Linked DNA regions of Homo sapiens: all the other regions are linked to region 3. The links are chromatin contacts, found by Hi-C or POLR2A ChIA-PET in ENCODE. All regions are on one chromosome and are shown on one strand. The core of a region is the stretch at or near the end of the contact, and the rest is flanking DNA. Distances in the headings are between cores, read along the strand shown.

Region 1 (2,700 bases), core at 85-2,584, 800 kb before region 3:
ACAGAATTATCCTATGAAATAATTTGGGCCTGGTGCTTCTGTGGATTCAGCTATGGAGAAATGCAGTTCTCTAATAACATCTATTTCTTTTTTTCCTTTATTTTGAGACCGAGTTTCGCTCTTGTTGCCCAGGCTGGAGTGCAATGGCACAATCTCGGCTCACCGCAACCTCCGCCTCCCGGGTTCAAGCAATTCTGCCTCAGCCTCCCGAGTAGCTGGGATTACAGGCATGTGCCACCACGCCCGGCTAATTTTGTATTTTTAGTAGAGACAGGGTTTCTCCATGTTGGTCAGGCTGGTTTCAAACTCCTGACCTCGGGTGATCTGCCCGCCTCGGCCTCTCAAAGTGCTGGGATTACAGGCGTGAGCCACCGCGCCCGGCCAACATCTATTTCTTCTATGGTAATTGGTCTACTTAGAATTTCTATCTCTGGAATGTTTTGGTAAATTATATTTTCTTGGAATCTTGTCCATTTCATTCAAGTTTTCAAATTTATTATGTAGAACTGACTGATCATGCAATGCTTTTAAGTTTTCCTGTATCTATGGTTATTTCCCCTTTATCATTTTGTATTTTGATGTGCTCCTCTTTCTTTCTTGAGCCAACCACCCTATTGTTGCCTTTTTCAAATCTCTTATTAGTATTCCCATTTCCATTTCTATTTTTTATTTTCTTCTTTTATTCTTACGAATTCCTTCTTTCGGCTTTTCTTAGGTTTACCTTGCTATTTTTTCTGAATTATTTAATTTACTTTTATTTTGAATTTTTAAAAGCACTGTATTGGTATATCCCACAGGTACTAATATGCAGAGCTTGCTCTTTTTTTTTTCATTTTTAAGATATTCAGTAATCTCAGTTTTGAGATGGTTAAGAGGATTTCTTAATCAGTTTTTTTTTTTTTTTACATTTTGAAAATGTTATACAATTTTGCATTGTTTTATTCTCCACTCCTTTGTATCCTACGACAGTCTCCCGCCCCGTTTCTTCACCTCAGTTCTCTAAAGATTGAAGGTCAAGAGGAGGGTTTCTTGCCCTGGAGCCTGCGATAGGGTGGGCCCTTGCGGTTCTTGGGCGGAAACGGCGATAGGGACACCCAGGGCCTAAGGAGGCTGGGGACAGAGCAGATCCTCCCAGCCCCCAACATCACCCCGGAGTAGATGCAGACCCCCAGGGTCCCGGAGGCCGAGACCACACCCCGCGGGCACGAGCCCGATTGGCAGATTGTAGCCGAGTGGTTTCAACGGTGACGCCCCCCACCCGAATGCCTCGCTGGGATTGGCTCATTTCTTGGTTCAGACCTGGACGGTGGCCAGAGGAGGACAAGAGGCTTTTACACCGAACGGAGGTGATGTGGACGACAACGGAGACGCAGCCGCACTTCACCAAGCGGCCGGTCCGAGGGGACATGGCGGCAACCTCTGCAGCGTCAGTGCTGCTGGCGGGTGCAAGAAACTGGTGGCGACACTGCCTGAGCCCGCTGCTGTTGCCAAGGTGACGAGGCATAAAGCCGCGGTGGATCGGTGCGTGGGGGCGCGGGGTGGGTGGTGAAGGGAGAACGAAGCTCGAGCGGAAAGACAGGACCGCGACCGCTTGTCAGGGGATTCGGCTTCCAGTCCCCCTTCCAGAGGGCGTCCTTCTGCAGCCAGGCCTCTGTCTTCCCCCGCCCCCACACGGTACGAGCTACAGAATGCTTTTCTGTTTTCTCTTTTTCTATAGTAAGGAAGCGCTTTCCTTTCTCCCCCGTTTATTCATTTGCTTACTTCTGGTTCCCGTGTCCTTTTAACATGTCCCCCCGTCATTCTCTGTTTAAGGACACAAGATGTTCCAGGCTCATCTTGTACTTAGCTCCTGCCTTGGAATCAGACATTTCTCCAAAGAATCCTGGTTCCTTTTTTTGGAGAATGCTATTTTACAGCCGTATCTGGGCTGTAGGTTGTGTTCGTTGCTACTAGGATGCCATCGCTTCTAGACTGTCTCAGCAGACAACGCTAGGAAATTTTATGTATATATATATGTAGAGAGAGAGAGATGCAAACACACATATTTATGTACATATGTGTGTGTATGTACGTATATATACATGTATATTTATATGTATACACACACCCTCCCCACACACATCCATACATGCATCAATCCAGGCACATCTATATCTGTTTTATATCTATCTATCTACATGTATGTTTAAAAAACAGCTGACTTCATACTGTTAACTCAGTTCCAGTGCAGCATCTCACGGTTCAATCAGATTTGCCCTTTCTGTAATTGTAACTGTTTTCTGAGAGTGAGAAAGCTGGCTCTCCTTATCCACAAGATATTCACTTTTTTGCTCAATCGTGTGCAAAAAGTAGATTCAAAATTGCTAACCCATACCACTGTGTAAAAACAGACCAACTAGCCAGAGTTCAATATTGGTTTACAGTTATGTTTGTCTTTAGTTTCTGTAATTAAAACTGTATTATACAGGTTATGAAGGCAGTCATAGAGGTTTTATGACTATAGAGGTTACAAAGTCTCTATAATTAAGATGTGGAACTAGTGTGTGAATAATATAAAAAGACAAGTAGAATAGAATAGAAAATCCAGAAATAACCCCAAGTGCAGGTAGAAAGTTAAAGATAAAGGTGCTATCACATATCATTGGAGCAGAGTTGGGCTTTGTAATACACAGAGCTGGGCCAACTGGTTGGCCATTTGGA
Region 2 (2,700 bases), core at 171-2,670, 610 kb before region 3:
GTTTTAGAAAAACTAAGAGGACATTGTGATAGATCCATAATAAAATAAGCAAAGAAAGAGGATAATTATTAAAACTCCAAGGAAAACCAAAAGCCATACAAGATGGGAAATTGTATACGATTTGTCTCAACAATGAATAATAAATACATGGTCTCATTAGCGTAAACATTAATGATTTAACCAGATTATGAGAAGGATAGCTTCCTTAATAGGAAATAGTCATACATTATTTGGAAATATATAAATACCAGAAGAAATAGCTCAAATAATTGAATAAGAGATGGAAAAGAGGCCTAAAAAGTATGTTTAAAAGGCCTGTATATAGGCCTTCCATATTATTTCCGCCTCTGGTCATCAGAACACAACGCCTAATTTAATAGAGGCATGACGGTATTCATGACATGTAGAAGATAGAGATTTTTAAATTTGGTATCAGAAACCAAAAACTAGTTAAATGGTTGCAATCATCCTTTAAAAGAATACCTGCAGGCGGGGCGCAGTGGCTCATGCCTGTAATCCTAGCACTGTGGGAGGCCAAGGCAGGCGGATCACTTGAGGCCAGAAGTTCGAGACCAGCCTGGCTAACACAGCCTCTACTAAAAATACAAAACATTACCTGGGCGTGGTGGCGGGCACCTGTAGTCTCAGCTACTCGGGAGGCTAAGGCGGGAGAATCGCCTGAACCCGGGAGGCAGAGGTTGCAGTGGGCCGAGATTGCGCCACTGCACTCCACCCTGAGTGGCAGAGCGAAACTCTGTCTCAAAACGAAACAAAACAAAAAGCTTGCAGACACAAAACGACAACACAATGTCCTTTAGGAACTCCATCTACCTTGGAAAACAGGGATTTGTGACAGCTTTGGTCGACGTGCATGTGCGTTTAAAATAAAAAGGTAACCTAGGATTTGATACCAGGGACAGTAACAGCTTTATCAAAAAAAAAGAGGTGGTTTTCCTTGCTCCTTCTAAGGACTGGGGTTTTAGTCTCGTCCACCCTGCAGGCCCTCAGGCCTGATTTCCGATTGTCTATCAAAGGGTCAAATAAAAAGCTCTCTAAGCTTCGACCCAAGCTTTAAAGTCGAAGGGCTGATCGCGGGCTTTTTCCTTGGGACGTGGCAGGGGCCTTTGAGGGAAGGAAAGAAACGACTCTGGCTTCTCACTCGGCTCCTTACACAAGAGGCATTTTTTTAACTGTCTCTGCTTAAAACAAGGTGTTTTTGAGTCAGCAGCCCTTTGGGTGGGTCTCGTCCTCTTGGGCACCCGACACCCACCCCACGGCGGGAGCCCCAGGTGGCCCCGGAGGCCACCGGGAAGCGTGAACTACATCTCCCAGGGTTCCCCGGGGCGGAGGACGCCCACCCGGATTGGCCAGGGTTCGCTGACGCTCAGTGTTTTGGCCCGGACGGTCACATGTTTCCTTTGTTGTGAGCTGCGGCAGAGACTGGTGGCTGGAGGAGACGCCGGCGCTGGAGAGTGCGCTGCGCCGCCCGCCGCTGAGGGACCGCGGGGTTAGCCACTGCTGGCTGCTTCCAGTGTTCGCCGAGAGGTACCGGGGGTGACAGCTCCGGGACCGGCCGAAAGGCGAGGAACCGGTCAGAGTCTGAGTCCTCGGGGGCGGAGGGGCGACGGCGGTCCTGACCACCGGGGTGTCTGCGGGAGGGCAGCCAGCGGCGGCCGGCCTCTCAGAGCCAGACTGGCGGTCTGCGGAGAGGCTGCAGCTGGGCTACAGGGCCCCTTTCTGAGGCGAGGGGCCTCCAGGGTTCACCTGGGGGGTCTTCCTCCCCCGCTTGGTAGCTACAGCCCTGAGGGAGGGCGCGCGCGCCTCCTGGCACTACGGCCCGGAACCGCGGCGCGGCTGGTGCGGCCTGGCTAGGGCGGGGTGGTTGCCGGGACTGGGGGTAGCCGCAGGTGCGGTAGGCTAGTCGCCGCGGGGCCGGGCGCCGCCGGGGGAGGCGGCTGGGCAGACGGGTGCTGCTTGTTGCCGATGGGCTGCGAACGGGGCGCTGCTTTTTATTTCAGGAAGCCCGGGGGAGTGCGACCGCCTCAAATCCAGCCTTCTTGTTTGGTGGGACGACCGTCGGTTCTGTCCGGGAGGAATGACGGGGTCAAGGTGGGGTCCCCAGGGCCGCGGGCCCGTGAAGCCCCATTAAAGCGATTGCGAAATGCACTCGGCACTGTCACCTGACCGTTACCCCCGCCCCCGTCCCCTGCGAGCCTTTGTTTACCACGATCGCGACACCCGGCCCGCTGCGGCCGTCCCCGGGGAGCCGGGGCGGGCGGGGGAGCGGGCGTTCCGCCGGCGCAGTCCCCGCCTAACCTCCCCACCTTCTTACCACTCCAGGACTCAGTTTCTTAATTTAGTTCCTAATGGACCCGCCCTCAAGTTCTGGACACCCCGGGTGAAGACTGTTAACGCGGCGGGGATTGGGCGCCTGCGGCAGCTTGTGGGCGGTACCCGAGGGAGAGTTCGAGTTTTTATTGGCGAGTTTTTATTGTCACTAGGTGGGCCTGCCCTGGGCCATTCTTCCCGCCCCCTTGAAGGTGATCTGGAGGACGCGCGGGAGCGCGCGCTGTCGCTGCTTTTGCAGCTGCGGCCCGAGTGGAGCCGGGTGGCGCGGGTGCGGGAGGCGCGCGCTCCCGCCCCTGCTGCGGGCGGCTGGTAGCCTCGGTGGCCGCCGCCGCCGCTGCTGCTGCCTGATCC
Region 3 (2,872 bases), core at 114-2,613:
GTAGCCAATAATGCCTAATGGACTCAAGTGGTCACAAGATGCCATCATTGAGAAGGGACGTTCAAAGATCACAGAACTGAACACATGGAAAAAGCTGAGATCCAGGAGGAGACCTGAGGTGTCCAAAGCCACAGAGAAAAGCAGCAGCAGCAGCAGTACAACAATTTTGGCTCAAATCTGACTTCTAAGCTGGTTTGCAGGCTGTAAGTTCAGTGCAGAAGGCCAATCTCTAGGGTATCCACCTCTGCCATGCGGGCAGATTAAGATCCGGTTTTCTGTAGAGCAGGCTTGGCGCTCAGGTAAGGGATATGGATGGGTTCGCAATTGACGAGTGAGTGGATACAGAGTCTGGTTTGGAGTTCCAGGTCTGAGATCCAGTTTGGGTCGCGGGTTCAGGTCTCCCTCCCTCCCCTCCCCTCCCCCTCGGCGCACTCACATGCCACCCTGTGAATGACCCAGAAGGTGATGCCCACCTCCGCCAGGCAGAGGCAGGCGGCCACCAGCAGCGTGTAGCGCGGCTCCCGCAGCAGCAGGCGCCGCTCTTGCCAGGCGCGCTGCAGCCATTGCTTGCAGAGTCCCTCTGCCTGGGCCGCGGAACCGGACCGGCCGCGTTTCCGCAGCCCAGCCGCCATCTTAACGGTGCGCCGCTTGTGTGGGCCCACCACCCCCGGAAACCCGAACCTTCGACACTTAGGTTCCGCTTCCCGTGCCTGGCGTCCCACCAGGCTAAGCGCCGATCCGAGTAGCCAGTCTTCATTTACTCCACTAAAATGTAATTTTTCTGCATTTGTCTCCTCTGATGCACTCCACGCTCCATAGGAGCAGGGACAATGTCTTACTCCTCAGTTTATACCCAGCCCTGGGTACACAGGCGCTAATTTAGAACGAATGTCCAGAAAAGCAACATTCCTGCCTACCTCCCCCACAACCGCTGAAGCCAGCATTCTCCTTCGCCTGCGCTGGGAACATCTGTGTTCATGCTGTCTCTCCAGGAGGGCAAAGCCCCTGTTCGCGCCCCTCCTGCCTGCCCTTCGAGCCTTCCGGATGCTGAGAAAAATGAACCTTTCACTAATTTTCAGATTTCCTGATAAAAGTCATTCATATTGAAAATATGAGAGGACGCAGTGATGAGCCCACGTGAGTCTGACACCTTGAGTGCGGCCCTAGGAAATGACTTGGCAGTACAGCCGGAGGATTCAGGGTCTGGACGATAGTTTTCCCAGCCGGAGGATTCTTCGAAGAGCGCTTAGTAAAGGACGGAAGTTCCACGTGTTTGTGTTGAGCAACTGCAGGTGGTGGGCGGAGACACCAGCGCCCCGCCTTCTGCATCCTGCCTTCCGTATTGGCTGAAGGGCCGGCGGCTCTGGCTGCCCGGCGGTTGAGAGCATGGCCTCTCCAGGGGCAGGTAGGGCGCCTCCGGAGTTACCGGAGCGGAACTGCGGGTACCGCGAAGTCGAGTACTGGGATCAGCGCTACCAAGGCGCAGCCGATTCTGCCCCCTACGATTGGTTCGGGGACTTCTCCTCCTTCCGTGCCCTCCTAGAGCCGGAGCTGCGGCCCGAGGACCGTATCCTTGTGCTAGGTGGGTAATCCCGGCGCGGCCCCGCCAGGTAGAGCTGGCAGGACCGGCGCCGCATGGGCTTGGCCTGGTCCGCTTTCCTCCCGCCTGTCTATCCCTCTTGGAGGACGCCTGCGTTGGGACGCGAGATCCAGCTCCTTCAGAGTCCCGGCTGTATTTAGTCAAGGCTAACAGGAGTAAGAGATTGTTGGTCCCGGGGCCCTCTGGAGAAAGACAGTCCCTCAGAGTTTGAGCGTTGGGGGTACCCAAGACCCTGTCCGGACCCTCGGGAGGCAGGCAGCCTTGGGGACCGGATTGCTCAGAGGACCGAGATCAAGTCCTAGCGCTAATTGACTTGTAAAACTTAGGACAAGTCATGAACCCGTTCTGAGCTTTAGATTCAGTTCTAGAAATGGTACTGCGAGTTCACATCGGAGGCGGCACGCGCAGGCACCTCGAGAATAATGCCCAGCGCTTTTCTTTTTGCCCCTGGGCACTGGGAGCCAGAGTCACCTAGAGAGAGTCCTGTCTGAAACTTGGTCCTATGCCTTAGAGAGTGAGAACAGCACCCTCTAGGGGTGGAGGGGAGATTGCCGCCCAGGGTGATACGATTCCCCAAAGGGAGACGTGCTGGAGGAAAGGTAGGGCTCTGGGGTGTTCGGCTGACCTCTTGAGGTTCTCTCCTAGTGTCAGCCTTGGAGGCGCTAGTAAAGTTTGAATGAGCAACAGATTTTCTTCCAATTGTCGTTTTTACTTTGCTCTTTGTAAAAGCCTTTGTATGTTTAAGTGAAGTCTTTAATAAATAAAAAAGGTATATGTAATATATATGTAAGGTATAAATAACAAATCTAATGTGTGTGTCTATTCCACTCAGTTTGAGAAATAGAACATTACTAGGGATAGAAAAAAAAGTATAATTTAGTGGTTAATAACTTGGCTGGGCGCGGTGGCTCACGCCATTAATCCCAGCACTTTGGGAGGCCAAGGCGGGCGGATCACCTGAGGTCGGGAGTTCGAGATCAGCCTGACCAACATGGAGAAACCCCATCTCTACTAAAAATACAAAAAATTAGTCGGGTGTGGTGGCGCATGCCTATAATCCCAACTACTTGGGAGGCTGAGGCAGGAAAATCGCTTGAACCAGGGAGGCGGAGGTTGTGGTGAGCCAAGATCATGCCATTGCACTCCAGCCTGTGCAAGAAGAGCAAAACTCTGTCTCAAAAAAAAAAAAAAAAAAAGAAAAGAACTTGGACTCTGGGCTGGCCTCATGATTCATGCTCATAATCCCAGCACTTTGGGAGGCCAAGGTGGAAG

Evidence for each region. Hi-C counts contacts between places; a loop is a spot of excess contacts on that map. ChIA-PET counts read pairs that join two places held with the same protein, here RNA polymerase II (POLR2A). Pooled maps may share reads with other maps.
Region 1: a pooled map shows a loop between it and region 3 (5-fold over the local background). The contact joins the promoter of SNHG33 here to the promoter of EEF1AKMT4 in region 3. A Hi-C loop is called at or near these places in 5 of 50 pooled maps.
Region 2: a loop to region 3 is called in a map of naive thymus-derived CD4-positive, alpha-beta T cell, with 25 times the contacts of the local background. The contact joins the promoter of KLHL24 here to the promoter of EEF1AKMT4 in region 3. A Hi-C loop is called at or near these places in 2 of 168 maps with a recorded cell type or tissue (dorsolateral prefrontal cortex and naive thymus-derived CD4-positive, alpha-beta T cell), 4 of 37 single-sample maps with no recorded cell type and 16 of 50 pooled maps. POLR2A ChIA-PET finds 5 or more read pairs at or near these places in 2 of 52 experiments (BJ and activated T-cell).

The regions. Positions count from the first base shown.
Region 1 is chr3:183,446,274-183,448,973 of GRCh38, forward strand. SNHG33 (small nucleolar RNA host gene 33) reads left to right here and starts at 1,335. Exons shown (of 4, transcript NR_038302.1): 1 at 1,335-1,492. RefSeq lists an enhancer at 1,002-1,537.
Region 2 is chr3:183,634,203-183,636,902 of GRCh38, forward strand. KLHL24 (kelch like family member 24) reads left to right here and starts at 1,421. Exons shown (of 8, transcript NM_017644.3): 1 at 1,421-1,591. It overlaps LOC107986162 (a long non-coding RNA gene), which reads right to left and starts at 2,407. Exons shown (of 2, transcript XR_001741042.2): 1 at 2,333-2,407; 2 at 1-2,082. RefSeq lists an enhancer at 1,267-1,326 and silencers at 1,747-1,856, 1,867-1,936, 2,127-2,446, 2,497-2,700.
Region 3 is chr3:184,248,309-184,251,180 of GRCh38, forward strand. It overlaps EEF1AKMT4 (EEF1A lysine methyltransferase 4), which reads left to right and starts at 1,364. Exons shown (of 3, transcript NM_032331.4): 1 at 1,364-1,582. The coding sequence starts at 1,387. It overlaps ALG3 (ALG3 alpha-1,3- mannosyltransferase), which reads right to left and starts at 654. Exons shown (of 9, transcript NM_005787.6): 1 at 437-654. The coding sequence starts at 632. EEF1AKMT4-ECE2 (EEF1AKMT4-ECE2 readthrough) reads left to right here and starts at 1,364. Exons shown (of 19, transcript NM_014693.4): 1 at 1,364-1,582. The coding sequence starts at 1,387. RefSeq lists enhancers at 1-722, 921-970, 1,051-1,110, 1,141-1,250.